Linked DNA regions of Homo sapiens: region 2 is linked to region 1. The links are chromatin loops, found by intact Hi-C in ENCODE. Cell type or tissue: endothelial cell of umbilical vein. All regions are shown on one strand. Each heading gives the region's core, and the rest is flanking DNA. Links, peaks and the distances in the headings are about the cores only. Region 1 overlaps KLHL3 (kelch like family member 3). Region 2 holds the start of FAM13B (family with sequence similarity 13 member B).

What was found. Hi-C counts contacts between places; a loop is a spot of excess contacts. Peaks named below come from ENCODE experiments on the same cell type or tissue, not always from the same donor. Only the 100,000 strongest peaks of a DNase experiment are listed, where the experiment ranks them.
Region 2: it touches region 1 in a loop (4-fold over the local background); 9 of 110 quality-filtered maps call a loop at or near these places.

Annotation. Positions count from the first base shown.
Region 1 is chr5:137,625,088-137,635,357 of GRCh38, reverse strand. KLHL3 (kelch like family member 3) reads left to right here. Exons shown (of 15, transcript NM_017415.3): 12 at 1,193-1,321; 13 at 6,921-7,061; 14 at 9,462-9,605. Among named protein-coding and RNA genes, the nearest start is that of MIR874, 17 kb to the left of the region's middle. RefSeq lists an enhancer at 4,400-5,150 and a silencer at 5,537-5,706. In endothelial cell of umbilical vein, for the core only: a CTCF peak has its summit at 5,634 (motif pointing left); a DNase peak (open chromatin) is centred at 5,587.
Region 2 is chr5:138,030,286-138,040,555 of GRCh38, reverse strand. FAM13B (family with sequence similarity 13 member B) reads left to right here and starts at 7,477. Exons shown (of 24, transcript NM_001385994.1): 1 at 7,477-7,774. It overlaps FAM13B-AS1 (FAM13B antisense RNA 1), which reads right to left and starts at 7,782. Exons shown (of 2, transcript NR_037900.2): 1 at 7,604-7,782; 2 at 1,623-4,363. It overlaps LOC124901077 (a long non-coding RNA gene), which reads right to left and starts at 7,417. Exons shown (of 2, transcript XR_007058952.1): 1 at 7,305-7,417; 2 at 5,883-7,061. RefSeq lists enhancers at 4,088-4,297, 7,405-8,288, 8,389-8,448, 9,663-10,164 and silencers at 7,769-7,818, 7,829-7,898. In endothelial cell of umbilical vein, for the core only: a CTCF peak has its summit at 4,420; DNase peaks (open chromatin) are centred at 4,385, 7,755 and 8,105; H3K4me3 peaks cover 1,729 bases; H3K27ac peaks cover 1,399 bases.

The DNA.
Region 1 (10,270 bases), core at 1,609-9,608:
AGTCAGGTTTTTAAAAAATTTTGACTTTGGTGAGTGCAGAACTGAGGACGATGTGTTTCTTTCTTTTAGATGGGTCAATTGAGAGGACCCTGGGGCAGAAAACAAAGCCAGGCTCGATGATGATAGAAGAAAAACATTTTTATATTTGATAATACAGCAGTAGTTCTGGTAGCAGAGTATAGGTTTGAGCCTGAGAATCTTTCTAACTTAAAATAATTGCAGATTTTCAAATACTAGTAGTATTCTTGGTGTCTGTCCATCAAGAAAGCACATGTGACCAAAAAATCTACTGAGTAAGTAATCCTGTTAAATAGATTTGCATTTGGTGATATTTATTTAGTCTACAGCTAGTGTGACTCCTCCCCCTGTTCCCACAGAAGAGACCATCCCATTGCATTTTAAGACTAAATTTTAAACCCAAAATGTTTGAATTTCTGCTTTGGGATAGCTCAAATGCCAAATTTTTCCTCCTGTGTCCAACCTCACTCTCAGCCCTCAGCCCCCAGCCCCAGGCAGAAATGATGCTCTTGGGTAGCAGCTTAATGGTATTTTAATTTAAAAGTAAATGACGGCACCTCAGGGCTCTTGTGCATGGCTCAGAGATCACAGGGTAGTCTGCAGAAAAATTCCAGCCACCCTGGCCCACAATGTACAAAGAACACTCCATTCACACACTCTACCTGCCAAGGTTGTGGAAGGGGTAGAGACAATGGCTAAGACAGGTTTTGGGTTCTCATTGAATAATAATTTTCCATATTTACTTCATCTGCTATGTCAAGCCTTTAGCCAGAAAGATGGTCTGCCTGCCTATAGCTGGGGGCCTTCTAGCTTTCCATCTATCTGGTGCTGGTGTCTTGTTCTAGAGAAAATTTAACCTAATTCATCAGCAAGATTATGTTGAGCCCCAGTGGTGCCAGGCCATAGCTTTGTGCTGGGTATTTGCGGGTACTTATTTAGAAAGACGTTAAGTGTTTGCTTCTAAGGAGCTCATGGCTTAAGAGCAAGTAGAATATGTGAAGAAATGTGAAGGATGCTTTGCTTGGTTGAGGAGTAAGTTGGTGGTCCCCTGGAGAAAGAGGGAACAGAATTCTGAGGTAAGGGTGCCCCAGTTGGTTGCAGATAGGGTTTCAGCTGAGCTCTGGTTTCATGCCAGTATCCCTGGCACCACACTCAGCCACTTTGTCTATTGCAGGGAAGCTATATGCTGTTGGGGGTTATGATGGAGCTTCCCGCCAGTGTCTGAGCACTGTGGAGCAGTACAACCCAGCGACCAATGAATGGATATACGTGGCGGACATGAGCACCCGCCGCAGTGGCGCAGGTATGGGAGAACCTCGGGGTGCTGGCTGTGTCTGATTTGCTCACAAGTGGGTCCTTAAATTTTTTTGTTTTATTTTAGATTTAGAGGGTACATGTGCAGGTTTGTTACATGGATATATTGCATAATGGTCGAGTTTGGGCTTCTAGTGTACCCATCACGCAAATAGTGACCATTGAACCCAATGGGTAATTTTTCAACTTTCACCCTCCTCCCAGACTTATCCCTTTTGGAATCCCCAGTGTCTATTGTTCTCATCTTTATGTCCATGTATACCCATTATTTAGCCTGTACATATAAGTGAGAACATGCAGTATTTGATTTTTTGTTTCTGGGTTATCTCACATAGGATTATGGCCTCCAGCTCCATCCATGTTGCTGCAAAGGACATGATTTCACTCTTTTTTTGGTTGCATAAGATTCCATGGTGTATACATACTATATTTTCTTTAATCAGCCATTGATGGATACTTAGATTGATTATATGACTTTGTGGTAGTCAGTAGTGCTGCTTTAAACATAATAACTGTACATGTCTTTTTAATATAATGATTTCTTTTCCTTTGCATAGATACCCAGTAGTGGGATTGCTGGGTCAAATGGTAGTTATATTTTGAGTTCTTTGAGAAATCCCCATACTGTTTTTCCATAGAGGTTGTATTAATTTATATTTCCACAACAGTGTATAAGCATACCCTTTTCTCTGCAACCATGCTAAAGTCTTTTTTTTTTTAAACTTTTTTTTTTTTTTTTTTTTTTTTGAGATGAAGTCTCACTCTGTTGCCCAGGCTAGAGTGCAGTGGCGCTATCTCGGCTCACTGCAAGCTCCGCCTCCCGGGTTCCGCCATTCTCCTGCCTCAGCCTCCCGAGTAGCTGGGACTACAGGCACCCACCACCATGCCCGGCAAATTTTTTGTATTTGTAGTAGAGTTGGGGTTTCACCCTGTTAGCCAGGATGGTCTCAATCTCCTGACCTCATGATCCACCTGCCTCGGCCTCTCAAAGTGCTGGGATTGCAGGCATGAGCCACTGCACCCGGCCTTTTTTGACTTTTTAGTAATAGCCATCTGTAAGATGATATCTCACTGTGGTTTTAATCTTCATTTTTCTGATGATTACGATGTTAAGCATTTTTTCATATGATTATTGGCCACACTGGCATGCCTTATTTTGAGAAATGTCTGTATGTATATCCTTTGCCTGCTTTTTAATGGGGTTGTTTTTTCCTTGTTGAGTTGTTGGAGTTCCTTGTATATTCTGAACATTAATCCTTTGTTGGGGGGCATAATTTGCAAATATTTTCTCCCATTCTGTAGGTTGACTGTTTGTTGATTATTTCTTATGTTGTGGAGAAGCTTTTTTTGTTTGTTTAATTAAGTCCCATTTGTCTATTTTTGTTTTTGTTGCACTTTCCGTTTGGCATCTTAGTCATAAATTGTTTGCCTAGGCCAATGCCCAGAAGAGTTTTTTCTAGGTTTTCTTCTAGGACTTTTATAGTTTCAGGTCTTATATTTAAGTCTTTAATCCATCTTCAGTTAATTTTTGTATATGGTAAGAGATAGAGGTCTAGTTTCATTTTTCTGTATGTGGCTAGCCACATACAACACCATTTATTGAATAGAGAGTCTTTTCCCCATTGTTTTATTTTTGTCGACTTTTTTGAAGATCAGCTTGTTATAGGTATGTGGCTTTGTTTCTGGGTTCTCTATTCTGTTCCATTGTTCTCTGTGTCTATTTTTGGTACCAGCACCATGCTGTTTTAGTTACTATAGCCTTGTAATATAATTTGAAGTCAGGTAATGTGATACTTCTGACTTTGTTCTTTTTGGTTAAGATTGGCTTTGGCTATTCGGGCTCTTTTTTGGTTCTGTATAAACTTTAGGATTGTTTTTTCTAATTCTATGAGGAATGATGTTGATAGTTTGATAGGAATTGTGTTGAATCTGTAGATTCCTTCAGGGAATATGGTCATTTTAATGATATTGATTCTTCCAATCCATGAATATGGGATGTTTTTCCAGTTTGTGTAATCTGTGATTTCTTTAATCAGTCATGAGTGGGTATTGGTTCAACAACTTAACATTTTATTTTACCTCCTCCTCCTCCTTTCATTTTGCTGTATATAATCCTACTAGCACCTTTGCAGCTAGACACAGTACTTTATAAGTTAACCTTTCCTGGGGGATCACTAGAGAATGGATGAGATAATACGCTCCTCCTCATCATACCTTATGTTTCTATGAAGGTGTTTATATCTTTTGAAAGTTAAGGCTTACTATGTGCCAGGCACTGTCCTAACAAGTACTTTTTATGCCTCAATCCATTTAATCCTCACTGCAGCCCTACGAGGTGGATACAATATGAATTGCACTTATCAGATTTAGAAAGGAGGTCTGCCAGTGGTTGAGTAATTTGCCCAAGGTCATATAATTAGTAATGCTGACTCCAGAGTTAGCTTTTTAAATCCCTAAATTATCAGTCTTATTCCTCTGAAGTAGTAGGACAAGTCTTCAGTTGACAAAGCTGAGCTTGCCTGTCTGGAATTGAAAGCCAAGCTATTAGTGTTCATGTCTGGAGATAACTTATGTCCCCCACTCCCACTTTTCCTCACTTCAACCTATTCCCCAACATGTGAAGAAAATGACTTTTCAAAAGGTTTTCCACTTCTACTTTTTGTCAGAAAACCAGAAGCTCTATGATCCTTTGGGATTTTTCAGGAAGCAGAGCAACAGCCCCTTCTCCCCTGCTTTGTCTTCCCATCCATTGTCTTAGAGGCCCAAAGGGAAGGGTCTGAGGGCAGACAGAGGCATCAGTCCACTGGCTCTTTACTGCTGGTTCCTGTGGTCAGTGGTGACTGATTACCAATCTGATCCTGGCGGGAAGACTGTGTGACTTCTGAGAAGGGAAGCCACATTCCCGCAATGTTATTCCTTTCTCTCTCTCTCTCTCTTTTTTTTTTTTTTTTTTTTTGTATTTTTGGAGATTGAGTTGTGATCTCGTTTTATAGTACCAAACATATGACCACTTCCTCATCATTCTTTAAAAAGTATGCTATTTTAATATTTTTAAAGAGCCTTTGTGTGCTCACTGGTTTCAAAAATAAAATCTGCATGATTCCATTTAAGAAGTGTTTGTGTTTGGAGTGCTATTTTTAGAGAATTTTTGTCTCTGCTGATTCTGACAGGTTGGCCCTTCCTGAACGTGGGGCCATTGCCTGGAAGTCAGGAGGCCCGGGACTTGGTGCTGGGTCTGCTGTCATTTGCCATATGACCTTCCTTGGGCAAATCCCTTCCCTTATTCTGGCCTCTAATTCCTTATATGTGAAATGAGTGGGTTGTAGGGTTGTAGTAGGTGTTCCCTAAGAACCAAGTCGATCCACAAATCCCATGATTCTTTTCCCGTCATAAACCTCTTTCAGACATTTTGGTTTCTAAAGTTTTGGTAGAGTCTTCGTACTCCCTAGAAATCCTCTGTTGTGACGTAAGGGTGAGAGCTCAGCATGCCTGGGGCAGCACACCCTGAGATGTGTGACTGCTCCTAGGGCCGAAAGCCTGGGGAGGCAGCCAGGCACGAAGTTGGAGGGCAGACCTGCCTTAGGAAGCTCAGGCTTGTCTCTGTGGAGGGAGCCGCCTTTGGAGACTACAGCTGCTTTGTCTCTGCCACGCTGCTGAAATGGTTATTGCTGGGTGGACATCACCTGGCCCTAGTCCTGTCTCTTACCTACACTGGAGGACCTGGAGGGTGACACCTCTATTGCCTGGGAGTCCAGTGTCCCTGGGAGGCACACTGACCTTGATTTAGGAAATCAAAACCAAGCCTTTTTCCTGAGGTTACTGTCAGAGCCCTGGCCTCAGGCTCCCAGGTCAGCCTTTCTTCAGTGCTTCACTTTCGTAAGATTTGGGCAAGTCTCACCTCTGGAGTTGGGAACCCACATGCATGTCGAGGTGGGTGTTTTTGGCTGAAGACCCAGAGACCAAAGGCCCTGGCCTTTGGCTGCCTGAGGCCCTTTGAGGTGCCAGGAGCCCCTGTGGCTCTAGGTCCAGGAAACGGCTGCATGAATGTTTATGGATGAGGCTGCACTAGGGCAGAGGCAGAGTTGCCTGAGTGCCTGGAACGCAGCTCGCTTCCTCAGCAGGGTGTGGGCAATGCCACCAGATGGTTAGGGGAAAAAAGAGGCCATCTCTCAGGGAATGCGTGTTCCTGCTGAGCATGGAGGAAAGGAAGGTGAGGCAGCTTTGGAACTCAACAAATTTTATTAAACCTGTCAGTTAGAGAGAGCCATTGTTGGTACAACAGCACCATCTGCTGTTAGTTTAGAGCAACTGCTAGGAGCTACTAGCATACCTGCATAATTGCTGGGAGGGATTTTATTAATTTATATTTTTGTTATTCAAGCAATATCTCTTGAGAACCTACTGCTGTGGAGCACAGGGAAGCAGACGAGGACAAGGTAAAAACAGTCCTCATCCATATGGAGTTATAGTCTACAAGTCTGGTTCTTGGGTCTGAAACCTGACTGCACATCCCAGTCACCTGAGGAACTTTCTGCACATCCCAGTCACCTGAGGAACTTTTTCTGACTCCTGACCAGTGTGGAATCTGTCTTTCAAAAAGCTTCCCAGTCGATTGAGATGCAGCCTGCCCATGGAGTGGAGAAGTCTGTGGTCCATGTGAACTACTGATCTAGTACAACTCTTTCCCTTTACAAATAGGGAAACTGAGGCCCAGAAAGGGGAAGGGTCACCCAGTGAGCAAGTCAGAGAGACAGGTCCAGAACACAGGTGTCCTAGCTACCAGGTCAGTTGCACTTTCTAGATACTGTGCTGTCTTCCTTCTTTATGGCTTTCATCTTCTTGTTGTATAAAAGGATTTTAAAAGATTATACTAAAACTTGTAAACGAAGCAATTCTAGCACTCAGCTCAGGCTGATCAACACGGTGAGTGATCTGATAATGCCCTCTGCAGTACAGGAGGAGAGAAGTGGGCAGAAAGGTCAGCTTCTGCTTACACGACCAGCAGGGAGGCCTCCCTGATGATAATTTCAGCACTTTTGCTGTGTGGCTAGTTTCAATTTTTAACTCTTTTTACTCAACTAATATAAGGATGAGTAAGTAATACAGCATTGTAGGAAAACTAGGCAATATAGATAGGCAAAAAAGGAAAATGAATGTAATTTACCACTCAGAAATAATTATTCTTAATATTTTAATGGATTTATTTCAGTATTTTTTGTCTTTTTTTCTTTGCTTATGAACATCCTCTCCCGTATGTATGTATGTATGTATGTATGTATGTATGTATGTATGTCTGTCTGTCTGTGTGTGTGTATATATATATATATATTTTTTAATGTTTTTTAAAAACAGAATTTGGGTCACATTTGCATTATATTTCAAAGTTTTGAGGTTGCTAGTCTTATGAGGAGGCAGGTAGGGTGTCATTATATTTGTTTTACAGATGAGGACACTGAGGTCCAGGGAGACAAAATGGCACTCCCCAAGTCCCCTCACTGGTCAGGGCTGTCCAGGACTGGATGCCAGGCCTCCTGATTTCTGGTTACTGTAGTCAGCATGAGGCTGGGATGCTGTGCTCTGCCTTTCAGGGGTTGGAGTGCTTAGCGGACAGCTGTACGCCACAGGTGGGCATGATGGGCCTTTGGTGAGGAAGAGCGTTGAGGTTTACGATCCTGGAACAAATACCTGGAAGCAAGTGGCAGACATGAACATGTGCCGGCGCAACGCAGGTAATGACTGCTCTCTCCATCTCCCCTTTGGGGGTTGTGTGCCTTTTCTCCCTGAAGACACTGGCTCTAAACAGCAGGGAGATTTCCCAGGGTCTGGAGCTGAGCGTATATCCTGAACAGGGAGTGTGCATTTGCCAGGTGGGCTCTTGATTAGAGGAGGGGAGAAATTGAGACCCCAAAAGCTAGCTGCAGATCCTGCAACCTAGATGCAGAGGATCCCCTTTCCCCGCAGTGAAGGGTGATGACTTTTACCGCACACAGATGAGCACAGACCTGGGAAAGTCCTCTGGTTGCCATCAGTGCCCGCTGCCCAACAGCTTTAGTAGGTAGCTAAGGACAGGGCTCTGTGGACAAGGGCCAGACAATGGCACTTGGTTCTATCTTTTCTTTGCCAGTGCCTGGCTAGGAGAACTTCTCACTTCCTACTTGAAAGCAGTCTCCTTCCTTGCAGGGACAGTTGGACCCTTGATGAGTTCTCCTTTCCTTATTGCTTTCTTTGTATTCCTGTCTTTGCTTTCCTTCTTGTCTCCTATGCCTTCCTGTAGGAAAGATTTACTGTAGTGTATTTAGGTTTATATTTCTTGGAGCATGAGGCCCCTTTTAAGCTATTTCCTTTTTGAGCTTTGCCTTGTGGGTCGTGTACTGTGTCAGTATATCCTTTATGCCTCTTTGCTTTAGGAAAGTGTTGGCTTAGCCCAACTTCCCAGGCTGGAAGGACACACAGGTGACTTTCAGGCAGATCCATTTTCATTATTCTCATATTACCTGTTTGCTAAGCCCATTCGTGGCTGACTTGGAAGTGTAAACCGGGGGGGGGGGTGGTGATATTTACTAATTTACTCATTGCCTAAGCCTGCTGCCAAGTTCTCATTTGGCTTTAAGCCACATGAGCAAAGAATTACAGGACCCTTAAGGCAGCTAGTCTATCTAGAACCTGGGAATTCAGTTTAGATGTAAATGTGTGTTTGTATAAAATTCATACATAGATATTTCTATTTTTTAATAACAAAAATGGAATTACACTATAACACTATTTTATAACCTGTTTTTTAAAAAAACTCACTTTACAATCTCTCATGAACGTCTTATTACAACACTAAACTTATTTATATGATATTATTTTAAATGACTATATCATAATTTAAACAACCAATCTACTATTGGACACAGGTTATTTCCATCTTTTCTATCCTATAAGTAATACTTGAGTGATTATAAATGGTCTTTATAGCTAAATTAGTACACACATTTAAAATTATTTCTTTAGAATAAAAGGCCAGAAATGGATTTTTTTTTTTTTGAGACAGGATCTCGCTCTCTCAGGCTAGATTGTAGTGGCATAATCTTGGCTCTGCAACTCTGCCTCCTGGGCTCAAGAGATCCTCCCACCTCAGCCTCCTGAGTAGGTGGGACCACAGTTATGCGCCATCACGCCTGGCTAATTTCTGTATTTTTTGTAGAGACAGGGTTTCACCATGTTGCCCAGGTTGGTCTTGAACTCCTGGGCTCAAGTGATCCATCTGCCTTGGCCTCCCAAAGTGCTGGGATTACAGGTGTGAGCCACTGTGCCTGGCCAGAAGTAGAATTTTTTAATCAGAGGAAGCACATGTATTTTAGACGCCATCCAGGAGGGTGTCCATTTTTTCGTCTCACCAGTATTTGAGAGTACCTTCAGCAACACTGATAATTACTACTTTTTAGAGTATCACCAATCCCTTAATCTAATTTTGAAAAAATACACAACATATTGGACTGTGGCCTTTGAAAGTCTTAATGAGCAATAATTCATTACATTTTCCTATGCCTTAGACCCTGCTGTATGAGACCTTGCCCAAAATCCATCTCCCTTTGAGATCAGAGTAGGAGCTGTTCTGCATCCCTGGGAGTTGTGTGTGAATGTAGACCCAGTCTTGTAAAGGGATTAGAGACATAACCATCAGCATCACACAGTGTGAATATAACATAGGGCTTATCAGGGAAAAACTTAGCAGCAGAGAAGGAGTAGCATGCATGAAGTCCCCTGAATTGTCTTATTCCCTAGCTCAGGCCTGGCACAGGAGGTCTGTATACACCTTTCCATTAAAGAGGGGTCTGTGCCCATATGCTCTACATACTTATAGTATAGGTATGTGTGTGGCGGGGGGCATACACGTTATAAGTAATCAAAACTCCCTGGTCAGAGAAATGATCCTGTTAGGAAGAAGGATCCTTGGAGCCCAGTGGCTGTTGTCAATATTTTCTTTCACTTAGCAAACTCAAACCTGTGGAGCCAAATCTCTGTTGTATTGCCATGAAGGGAGGAAAAGAGCCTCCCAGGCTATCCAGATTTGTCTCTTGATCAATTCTGATCTCTTAGTGCACCTGCTGTGATGTCTCCCATGGCTTTTGTTTGACTCACAGGGGTCTGTGCAGTAAATGGGCTCCTGTATGTGGTTGGAGGGGATGATGGATCCTGCAACTTGGCTTCGGTGGAGTACTACAATCCTGTCACTGACAAATGGACGCTGCTTCCAACGAACATGAGCACGGGGCGGAGCTATGCAGGTCAGTGTGTGCCATCTCCATGCCCATCCGAGAGGCCTCCAACACACTGGGGGAATGAGGGTTGGGTGGGCCAGTGGGATGAGGGGATGTGAGCTTGCTTAACTTGGGCCTGAGTGCCTCCTCCAGGGATGACAGGTAATTGTTACATGGCCACCACTCCTTCATTCTGCACTCATGACAGATATTGATAATTAGCACTTATTAACCCCTGCCCCTGCCCGAACCCTGTGAACCTGAAGATAGCCTCAGAATTTATAACATTCATTCCATCGAACCACTTCCAACTGAACTGAGTTGTCACAAGTGATTTTAGAATTTCATTGCCATTCCTGGTTTACTTTGTGCCAGGCTCCTAGATGGCATAAGATGCGATTGTTGTTGTCCAGGGTCGAATTGGACAACTGGGAAGACAAGATGATGCATATACAAGTTCTAAATGACATACGCTAGACAGGTTTTAGCACATGAAAGACTGGTGAGAACTGGCAAAGCCAGGGAACCCTTCCTGGAGGAGATAGGCTCAATTAAACTTTGAGGGTGGATCACAATCACACAAATAGCTGTCCTTTACTGCGTGGCTGGCCCCGTGCCATGGGGCAGTGTGTTAGGAACAGAGTGTGCATTTGTTCTCATCTTTTCAACAACCCTTGGGCTGAATGGGACTC
Region 2 (10,270 bases), core at 625-8,624, 410 kb before region 1:
ACGTCGCCCAGGCTGGAGTGCAGTGGCGCGATCTCGGCTCACGGTAATCTCCGCCTCCCAGATTCAAGCAATTCTCCTGCCTCAGCCTCCTGAGTAGCTGGGATCACAGGCATGCACCACCATGCCGAGCTAATTTTTTTTAATATTTTTAGTAGAGACAGCGTTTCACCATATTGGCCAGGCTGGTCTGGAATTCCTGACCTTGTGATCGGCCCGCCTCGGCCTCCCAAAGTGCTGGGATTACAGGCTTGAGCCACCGTGCCCGGCCTTTTTTTTTTTTTTTTTTTTTTTTTGAGACAGAGTCTTGCTCTGTCGCCAGGCTGAAGTGCAGTGGTGCAATCTCGGCTCACTGCAACCTCTGCCTCCTGGGTTCAAATGATTCTCCTGCCTCAGCCTCCCCAGTAGCTGGGATTACAGGCATGCGCCACTACGCCTAGCTAACTTTGTATTTTTAGTAGAGATGGGGTTTCACTATGTTGGTCAGGCTGGTCTTGAACTCCTGACCTCGTGATCCGCCTTCCTCGGCCTCCCAAAGTGCTGGGATTACAGGCTTGAACCACCGTGCCCGGCCAGGTTGGTTTCTTTCTATGAAGGCCTAAAATAGGGATGTACACCTTCATGTTTTGGAGCTTCTCTGCTGATGAGCTTGGGGATTCAGAAAACATTAAATGCTTCTGTAAATTGTTATATACTCTAGTGGAAAAGAGTAGTTAGGTGTAAATGTTTGGCAAAAAATACAGCTGTAGTTAAACTGCAAACTGCAAACATTGGCGTTGTCAGTTTGCCACAGAAAATGTGGTCTGAATGGAAGGTGCCTGAAGGCTAGGCATGGTGGCTCATGCCTGTAATCCCAGCACTTTGGGAGGCCGAGGTGGGAGGATCTCTTGAGCCCAGGAGTTAGAGGCCACCCTGGGCAATGTAGTGATAATACGTCTCTAAGAAAAAAAAAAAAAAAAGCTGGGCATGGTGGCACATGCCTGTAGTCCCAGATACTTGGGAGGCTGAGGTGGGAGGATTGCTTGAGCCTGGGATACTGAGGCTGCAGTGAGCTATAATTGGGCCACTGGACCCAGACCCTGACTCAAAGGGGAAAAAAAAGGTGCTGAGAAGCAACTTGGCTGGTCAAATGATAGGAAGGCTCAAAAGCCTAGAGCCTGTAAGGAACAGGTAGGATATGCAAAATGGTGAGACCCTCCTGCCTAGATTTCTGGTTAAAAAGGCAGCAGAAAGTTCATGATTTTGTGAAGGTCATAATCTCACTGAATCTCAGAGCAGTTTTTTCTTTCCCCTATATGGATACAGGCAGAGGGAAGAAGAGAAAGGGATATTTATTCTTTGTTATTTATTTATTTTCAACAATAAAAGTTCTGATTGTGGAAAAAATATCTAGCTGATTATAGGAATTTAATAAAGAAACCAAAACAAATTAGTCTTATAGCTGATGATAGTATTGGCCTACATTATTGTCATACACTGAATTCTGAGTTATCAGGCCAAATATGTGGACTTGGCAAAGATGAGACTTACTGTTAATTGTTCCAGCTCTCCAAACTGGATGTGACTGGCACCAGTGGCTATATGAGTGAATATAGAAGCTGAAATCCACATTATGTTAACTTTGGTTCTATTCCACCAAAATATTTTATTCCAGAGATATGTAAGATGAAGCTTTTCCAGGGCAGAGATCATGATCATATCGCCTAGCACAGTGCCTGACCCATAATAGCTGCCCAAGAAATATGTGTTGAATAAATAAATGGCACAAAGGTTATTCTGGGTTGCTAAGATCAGAACAGTATTTGCCATTATTTTGGAGGTTGGCGTGGGATTTGTACACCCTGGAACAGTTTCTTCTCTTTGCAGCTAGTGATATTTTTCTGTTTATGAAAAACACACATTCTTGCACACTGGCACAATGGTCCTGGGCAAAGTGGCACAGAAAGATTTCCACTCCATTTCTTGGAAGAGCCAGCAATACATCTCTCTAATGGTGAGTTGCTTCTCTTTTACCAGAGGATTTAAATTTGATGTGTTTTTAGTTCTTCCTTTCTTCCCAGTAGAGGAGACTACCTCAAGGAGAAAATTCATTAGCTGAGTTTGACTGAATTTGATAGCATTTTACTGCTCTGTGAGAATCAAGAGTAGTCACAATCTCATCTCCATATGCACTTGTTTTTCCCTGCACACAAGACTGCATGTAATGATGGCTTCCTATCTGTATTTACAGTCATGTCTTGTTCTACAAATGGGCAGTGTAAATATGCTTCTAATTGGGGAAGAGATGTGCTTGTATTTACTGTAACTTACAAGGCTCAGAAGATCTTAAAACCAGCACCGAGAGTTTGGGGGAATTCTTAGTGGTTCTTGGTTTTCATTTACAAATAGATAGACAAAGATTTGGCAATTTCTGTCAAGAAAGGTGTTCACACTGGGCCTCATTCCTGGCAATAAATCCAGATATGAAAGCAAGACATTTTCAGGTTGTTCTCTAGGCCTCTGAATGCAGTATAGGAGAGGGAACTGAAAAAATTGTATATGGCTAATAAAGCACTTTTATGCATACCAATTCATTTAAGTCTGTTTCCCTATTTGACTAATGGGGAATCTAAGGTACAACTAAGTTAAGTAACTTGACCAGAGTCAAAAGGCTAGTAACAGGGCTAGAACTGGAACTTGGAATGTTTGTTTTATCTATTTTACTTTTAAGTGATAGAATTGGTGGGGATAGAATATATCTTTTTGGCTTTTCTGGCTAGGGTGGCTCGTTTCTTATTAACATCGTATTAAGAAAGACAAGGCAGCCTTGACTGAACTCAAGTTAATCTATATCCCAGTACTCAAACAGCCTTGCTCAGGGAGATCAGTAACGGTAAGGAAAACACCTGATTAAAAGTTTCCTTACTGATGGTGCAAGGGAAGGGCTCAACATCCTGCTACATCTGGAAGAGATGAATTCAGTCAAACTCATGTAAAGGATGGAAGAACCCATTTGCATTCTCTGTGAATAATGAGGGCATTATTAGCCATCTGTAAAGTAACTGCAGAGACAGCTACTTCCTGACTTCAAGTCTCATTCCAGTGACACTGGTGACCTTGGGGAGGCAGATATGCTGAGGTCCTCCCTGGCATCTAGAATGCAGTCCAGGTTGTAGCAAAGATATATTCCTTCCACAGTGATGTGACTCATGACCTTACTTCTGAGAGGCATAATGCCTCTGTTCAGATAAGCTGGGATAGAATGCTTGTTTTCCAGGCTTAAAAGTCATCTTGCAAATAAATAACAATTTTATCTCAAGTAGTAATTTTCCTGGCATGGCCTCATCTCCAGAAGGAGTCTTGGAAACACAAAGGATTGGTCTATACCAGTCACTTCTCATCCTGGCCAAATAGCTATTGCAAATGCTATTTTTGACTCTATTGATATATTGAAATGTGACGTTTCCATCTACAGGTAAAGAATTTGTAGGAAAAAAAGAAGAAAAAGTGATGTAATTTTGAAGTATTCTTTTAGTGAGGTATTCTCTCATCTCTGTAACAAACAGAATTGCTGTTCTTTGCTGTAGGGGCTGTCCTGTGCCGTAAAGGATGTTTACCAGCATCCTTGACCTTCTCCCACCAGCCAATAGCACCTCTCCAGTGGTGACAATCAAAAATGTCTGTATTCAGCAGATCCTGAATTCAGAAGGAAAAAAAAAGTTTAAAAAAAAACCAAAAATGTCTGCACACATGGTCCCCCAAAATTGTCGCAGTTGAGAACCACTGTTTTAACTGAAGCAACAAGATTATTATAAAAGAAACCATCTTCTTCCCTCCATCCACCAAAAAACTAAAGTAATTTCTGAGATAGACCCCCTCTAGAAATTTCAGAGGATTTAGACAAAGCAGGTAGATTAAATACTCAGTTATTTAGTTATAAAAGGCCAAACCAGAATTATTGAGGACAATGTCTTTGGAGACTGTTGCTGGTGAGCTGTGATTCTTACCACAGGTGCCTGCCTGCCTTTTACTTCAAGTCGAGGGAGTGGGCCTTCAATGGATCTGCTCAGAGCACTTGACTTGTACCTCCTGCAGTCTGAGGGGCACCGTGGGCCTGTGTCTGACTCCCACAGGCTGGCGGCTGTTTTGGCAGCAGAGTAGAGGAATGTTGAATCTGCACTGGGATTAGCCTGTACTCCCAAGTTTGTTCGGGCAAGAGGTGCCTGAGAGCTTCCTGTGGACCAGGTGTGGGCCATACAGAGCTGTCACTAGGCTAACACAGCAGCACCATGAGAAAAAAGCTCTCCTTCGTCCAGACGCTTTGCTTCCATCTATTGGGAAGCAGTCGTTGTAATTTAGTTTGGACAAAACACTTTACTGCCACCTGCTGGAAAAACATTAAAATAAATAACATACAGAACTACAGTGAGAATGATGTGAATGGCACCCCCTAGGGTACGGAGTGCACAACCTTGTCCCACAATAAAGGGTCACTTGCAAATGGACGAGTGTGAGAGTCATCTCAGATCCTATCTGACAGGGCCTTTACAGAGATGCCCAGGTTTCAACAGACAAGTAGTTGGAGGTGCGTGGAAAGAAGTAAATAACTGCCAAAATAGCTTTACGCTTAGACCAATAGAATTATGGGGGAGAAACCACCAGAGAAGGGGGATGGTGGTAGTCTCTGAGGTATCCATGAAAAAATAAGTCAGCTTTAAGCATCTACCATGCCCAGGGAATGTCAAACCATCATACAAAGTTAACAACTTTCCTGCTCCTTTTTCTCCCTGCCTTCCCCAGATTTGGTTATGATTAGTTAAGCCGGGAGGAGAAAGACTAGGCAGGTTAAAGATGACTATGGTCCCCTCTTTAGGGCAAGCAATGAGACAACTGTTCCCAGCTGAAAAAGAGGAAAACATTTCACTCTTTGTGACTCAATGACAACAGGACTCTATTCCTAAGGAGACCACAGAACCCCTAAAAACTCATGGAACCTGCCTGAGTTTTCAATTAGGTACATGACAGATCTACTCCCACTGCACAAATTGAAAGGCATGGCAAAAGATACAAAATAAAAGTGTTTGTTTTGAATTATAGCCCATGTGGCCCCTATGTTGAACATACTGTTTTTATATTATCAAGTAGGATCTAGAGAATATATCTTCCAAGAATATGTTCTGCAGTTTTTGAGGGGGAAAATGGTCATTGATCAATTCATTTGTTTTTTGAGATCCCATACTTTGTGGGTAGGGTATAAAAACGCAAGGGAGGCCGGGCACGGTGGCTCACGCCTGTAATCACAGCACTTTGGGAGGCTGAGGTGGGAGGATCACTTGAGGCCAGGAGTTCAAGAGAGGCCTGGGCAACATAGGGAAACCCATCTCTAAAAAAATTTTAAAATTAGCCAGGCATGGTGGCATGTCCCTGTAGTCCCAGCTACTCAGGAGACTAGGGTAGGAATGCTGCTGGAGGCCAGGAAGTTGAGGCTGTATTGAGCCATAATCCAGACACTGGACCCCAGCCTGAGTGACAGAGCAAGACCTTGTCTCACCAAAAAAAAAAAAAAAAAAAAAAAAAAAAAAAAGGCAAGGGAATCCTTCCCTCTGGGAGCTTACATCTTAGGTTTCATATTCAGAGCAAAGTATTTATTACAGTCAGTTATGTCAACAAGAGCCTGTGTTGCATATGTGGGGCAGGCGGAGGAGGTTTTTAACTCTCTTCGGATTTACTCTCAAGACTTTTACGCACTTATGATAAAGCTTTTGAAGCAATCATATTGCTCCTGTTCTCCAAGCATGGAATCACAGGTAAAGCTTTCATTTAAGATATTTAAAGAGAGATACAAGGCTAAATGCACAGACTGCATCTTCACTGGGCTGCTCTGAAATCAGGCTCTGTTGATCCTGTTTGGCAGATTTGGAAACTTTTATTTCACTTCGCTCAAGTTTAAATAGGCTCTGAGAAATTAATTCGGATAAAACAATTCAACCCAGTGAACAGTGTCCGATTTGTAAACCATGATATGAATTTATTGACAAAAACTGTACAGCTAGTATAACTAGTCCTAGTTATATGCCTTGGACAATCCCTTCTTATTGGGTATGTAGATTTATTTGAGAGACTCCCTGAATGATGGAAAGGCTACTAGCTGAGTTTGGAATCAGAGTATGGGCCTTTGTATGCTCTTAACGGAGATCCAGAATTTAGGTTTGCTAGGATATAAACTCCACGAAGGCAGGGATTTACTGACGTATCTTAAGAGACTAGAACATAGTAAGCATTCACTAAGTATCTGTTGAATGAGTGAGTGAATCTGAATTAAGATTTAACTGCCCTGAGAGTAAGTGTTGGTTCTGGTCATTAGAATCAGTTGCCTCGTTCCTGGACAGAGTTCCTGGGAGCCTCATAGAACATTCTTATTCAGATTCTTCTGGTTTTAGACTCTTTGTGGACCCCACCCTTCGGTTATGACAGCATTAACTGGGTATGTGACACTTAGGTTACACATGGTTTACTCTCTCTGATGAAATGTGGGAGACACTGTGGCCTCTGTAGCCCATTTACAGATCATTTCATAGGGTAACTTTATTTTTTTCAAATCTTGTCCCAAGTTCTATGAGGGTTCTTGTTTTACATTTTCCAAGTTACTAACTTCCAGCTCAGGTAGGTAAGGGACAACTGAATTGTGGTGGCTGCTATTTTTTGTGCAGGTGTTGATCTACCGGCTGTCAAGGAGTCCAAATGGAAGATCTCAAAGCCCTTAACAGACTATAACAAAGAAGAGATTGGCTGAATATTCATACCCTTGTGAGTTCAAGGGAGTTGTAGGGATGGTCTGGGTAGCCATGCAAGTTCAGAGAGCTCATTCTTTCTGCCTCCTTTCAGCTCTGCCTCCGCAGCTGGCTGATTTTAGTATACGAAGCTCCCTGTAAGCCCGCAGCCTATCGACTTCCACAGTCCCAGACTAAGGCACCGAAGCCTTACTGTTCTCTCTGGAGTCTAGGTCAGGTCCTGAGGTGAAGGGGTAGGGTGGGGGCGGGCAGGACGCAGGTGCAGCCCCGTGGTCCCGGATCTAACTCACATCTCTGGGAATGGGAACCGAAGTCACCGCTTAGGTCTCCCCCAGCGGTTTTCGGTTCAGGTCTCTGTGCTCCTCACCTGGATATGGGCGCCCTGGGGGCCTGGCTTCCTCCGCAGAGACCAGAAGCGATCTCTGTGTTCCGGATTTTCCCTTTATCTTTCCTCTCCCCAGTGTCCTCTCTGTTTCCCAACCTCCCCATACCGAGGACCCCACAACCCGCCCCGGGATGGCGCCTGGCTGCTCGCACCCTAATTCAGGACCCCAATTGGTGGGAGAGGAACCGCGGTCCTCAAGCTTGCAGGACACAGGGCCGCTGCCCGGAATGCTGTGGGGGTGGGGACCCTCGCCGCCCCGCCCCCACCAGCGGCCTGCCCCGCCCCCTCCCACGCACGTCACGTCCGGCCCGGCCTCCGCCCGCCAGCCGCTCTCCTCCCGCTCGCCGTTAGGGAGGCTCTGCACCTCAGCCGCCGCCTCTGTCGCCACTCTCTCCCCCTGTTCCGCGTCTGCGTCGCCACCACCGCCGGGGGTATCCGGGGGGTCGCTTACCGGGCTGGCCCCGCGCCACAGCCGTAGCTTTAACCTCCCGTCAGCGGCCGCCCCAGGAAGAGGCTTCTCGGCCGCGGAGCCACTTGGGGCCTCAGTTCTCGCCCTCTTGCCGTCGCCGCGGGTCCTGGAGAAGCGGCCGCGGCCAGGGAACGGGGCATCGCGGTTCCAACGGTAGGTAAACGGGCGGGTACCCGGATCTGCGCATGCGCGGGTTGCAGGTCGCCGCGGCCCTTCCCCTCCTGTTGCCCCCCAGCGCCGCCTGCCACCCGCGCCTGCTCTCGGGCGTTGCGTTTCGGGATGTGGAGGACTCTAGCAGGTGGGGCGTTCCGTGGAGAGGGCCCCCTTTCCGCTGGAGAAAGAGGAAGATGAAGCCGTGTCCCTGGCTGCCGGGGGGTGTGGCAGCCTTGGATTTGCAGCGGCTGCAGTGCAGTTGAGCGGGCGTGCCCCTCACCTCCAGCCCCTCCAGAGTAGATGGCGCGACACCCCACGTTTCTTTGCTGACCTCTCCTGCCCGCTGGCGCTGCGCCTCTTCCCCGCCCACTTCCTTCATGCTGGGCAGTGAAGTTGATGTAGAAGAAAAAGGAGTGTGTTTTATTCTGGGCTCAACTGCGCCCCTTTTTAAGGTCACGTGAGATGAGTGGTTGCGGACTTCCTTAAATCGCTCAGAGAATATAGCCAAAATTGGGCTGTTGGTGCACTGGGGCCTTGTCTAGAATGCGCTCTGCATAGGCCAGGCTGGAGGGGGACACTTTGTATAGCATTAGGGTTCGCGTGGCACGCCTGGTTTCCTAGATGAGGTTGTAGGAATCGGTTGGCACATTTGCGCAGTGGGAAACTGTTAAGCCCTTTTTGTTTGTAATCAGTTAAAATCAAACTGACTTTTAGAAAGACGGTGGATTATTTCATTTGGTTCCCCGTTTCGCCTTCTAATCAGTGAAAAAAGTTGGGCATTTACTTTGAAGGATCTGATAATCTAAAATGGTAGCCAGAATCATTACCAGTAGTAATGCAGACTATTAACATTAACTGGGGTGCACCTGTTTAGAGAGACAGACATTAAAGGGTGGTTTTGAATTATTTGTCTTTTTAGAGCTGGGTTAGTGTGAGGCTATTTTCAACCTTCCTTTTTTGGTAACCTTGAAATGCTTGTTGGCCTGGTTTTCTCACAGGTACTGTGCATTTACTAAGTGCTTGTTGATGGAATTGAATGGACTGATAATTATTTGTATATCCATTGGGAGCGCCTTCTTACTTTTTTTTTTTTTTCCTTGAGACAGTTTCGCTCTGTCGTACAGGCTGGAGTGCAGTGGAGCGATCTCGGTTCACTGCAACCTCCTCCTCCCGGATTCAAGCGATTCTCCTGCCTCAGCCTCCTGAGTAGCTGGGACTACAGGCGCCCGCCACCACGCCTGACTAATTTTTGTATTTTTGGTAGAGATCAGATTTCACTAAGTTGGCCAGGCTGGTCTTGAACTGACCTCAAGTGATCCGCCTGCCTCAGCCTCCCAGAGTTCTGGGATTACAGGCGTGAGTCACCGTGCCTTGCCCCCTTCTTACTTTTTTAATCCGTGCTGCTTTTAAAATTGGAGTAATAGTTTCTCCAGTTTAATTTTATTACTAATTTAGACACGTGTGTGACACAGCTTAAGTTCTTGGAAAATGTAGAAGGGCATATTGCAGTGGCATAATTCATTGGGTGGTGTAAATGTTAGTTTTTTTTATTAGAATGTCATTGTTTTAGGAGAGAAAATGGCTGAAATGAATCTGTTGACTTGTCAGTGTTTCCCCACCAATAAAATAACTGCTTTTATAATCAGTTATGAATAACCTCAATCCATCGCTGCATAGCTCCTCCATCATCGTATTCAAATTTTAAATTTGGGGACTATAATAGTGTAAATTACTGTTTTGTTTTTTTTTTTGAGACAGGGCATCACTGTCGCCCAGGCTGGAGTGCAGTGGTGCAATCTCGGCTGACTGCAACCTCTGCCTCCCAGGTTCTAACGATTCTTCTGACTTAGCCTCCCGAGTAGCTAGGACTACCGGTGCTTGCCACTGCGCCTGACTAATTTTTGTATTTTTTGTAAGACGGGGTTTTGCCATGTTGCCCAGGCTGGTCTCAAACTCCTGACCTCAGATGATCTGCCTGCTTCTGCCTCCCAAAGTGCTGGGATTACAGGTGTGAGCCACCTTGCCACCTTGCCCAGCCTTACGTTCAATTTTTTTTTTTGGGGGGGGGGGACGGAGTTTCATTCTTGTTGCCCAGGCTGAAGTGCAAATTTTAGTGTGTAAATTATACCTTAATAAATGTATTTTTTTAAAAACCCACTGGTGGACTTTGGAGAGCTTATACTCTGTTGGTAGAAACAGACATTAAACAAACACAAAATGAATATGTAATAAAACTTGTGGTAAGCCAGGCTCACGCCTGTAATCCCAGCACTTTGGGAGGCTAAGGCTGGAGGATCAGTTGAGCTTAGGAGTTTGAGGCCAGCCTGGGCAACATAGGGAGACTCTCTTTACAGAAAAAAAAAAAAAAAAAGCCAGGCATGGTGGCATGCTCCTGTTGTCCCAGCTGCTCAGGGAGCTGAGGTGGGAGGATTGCTTGAGCCCAGGAGTTTGAGGCTGCAGTGAGCTGTGATGATGCCATTGCATTCCAGCCTGGGG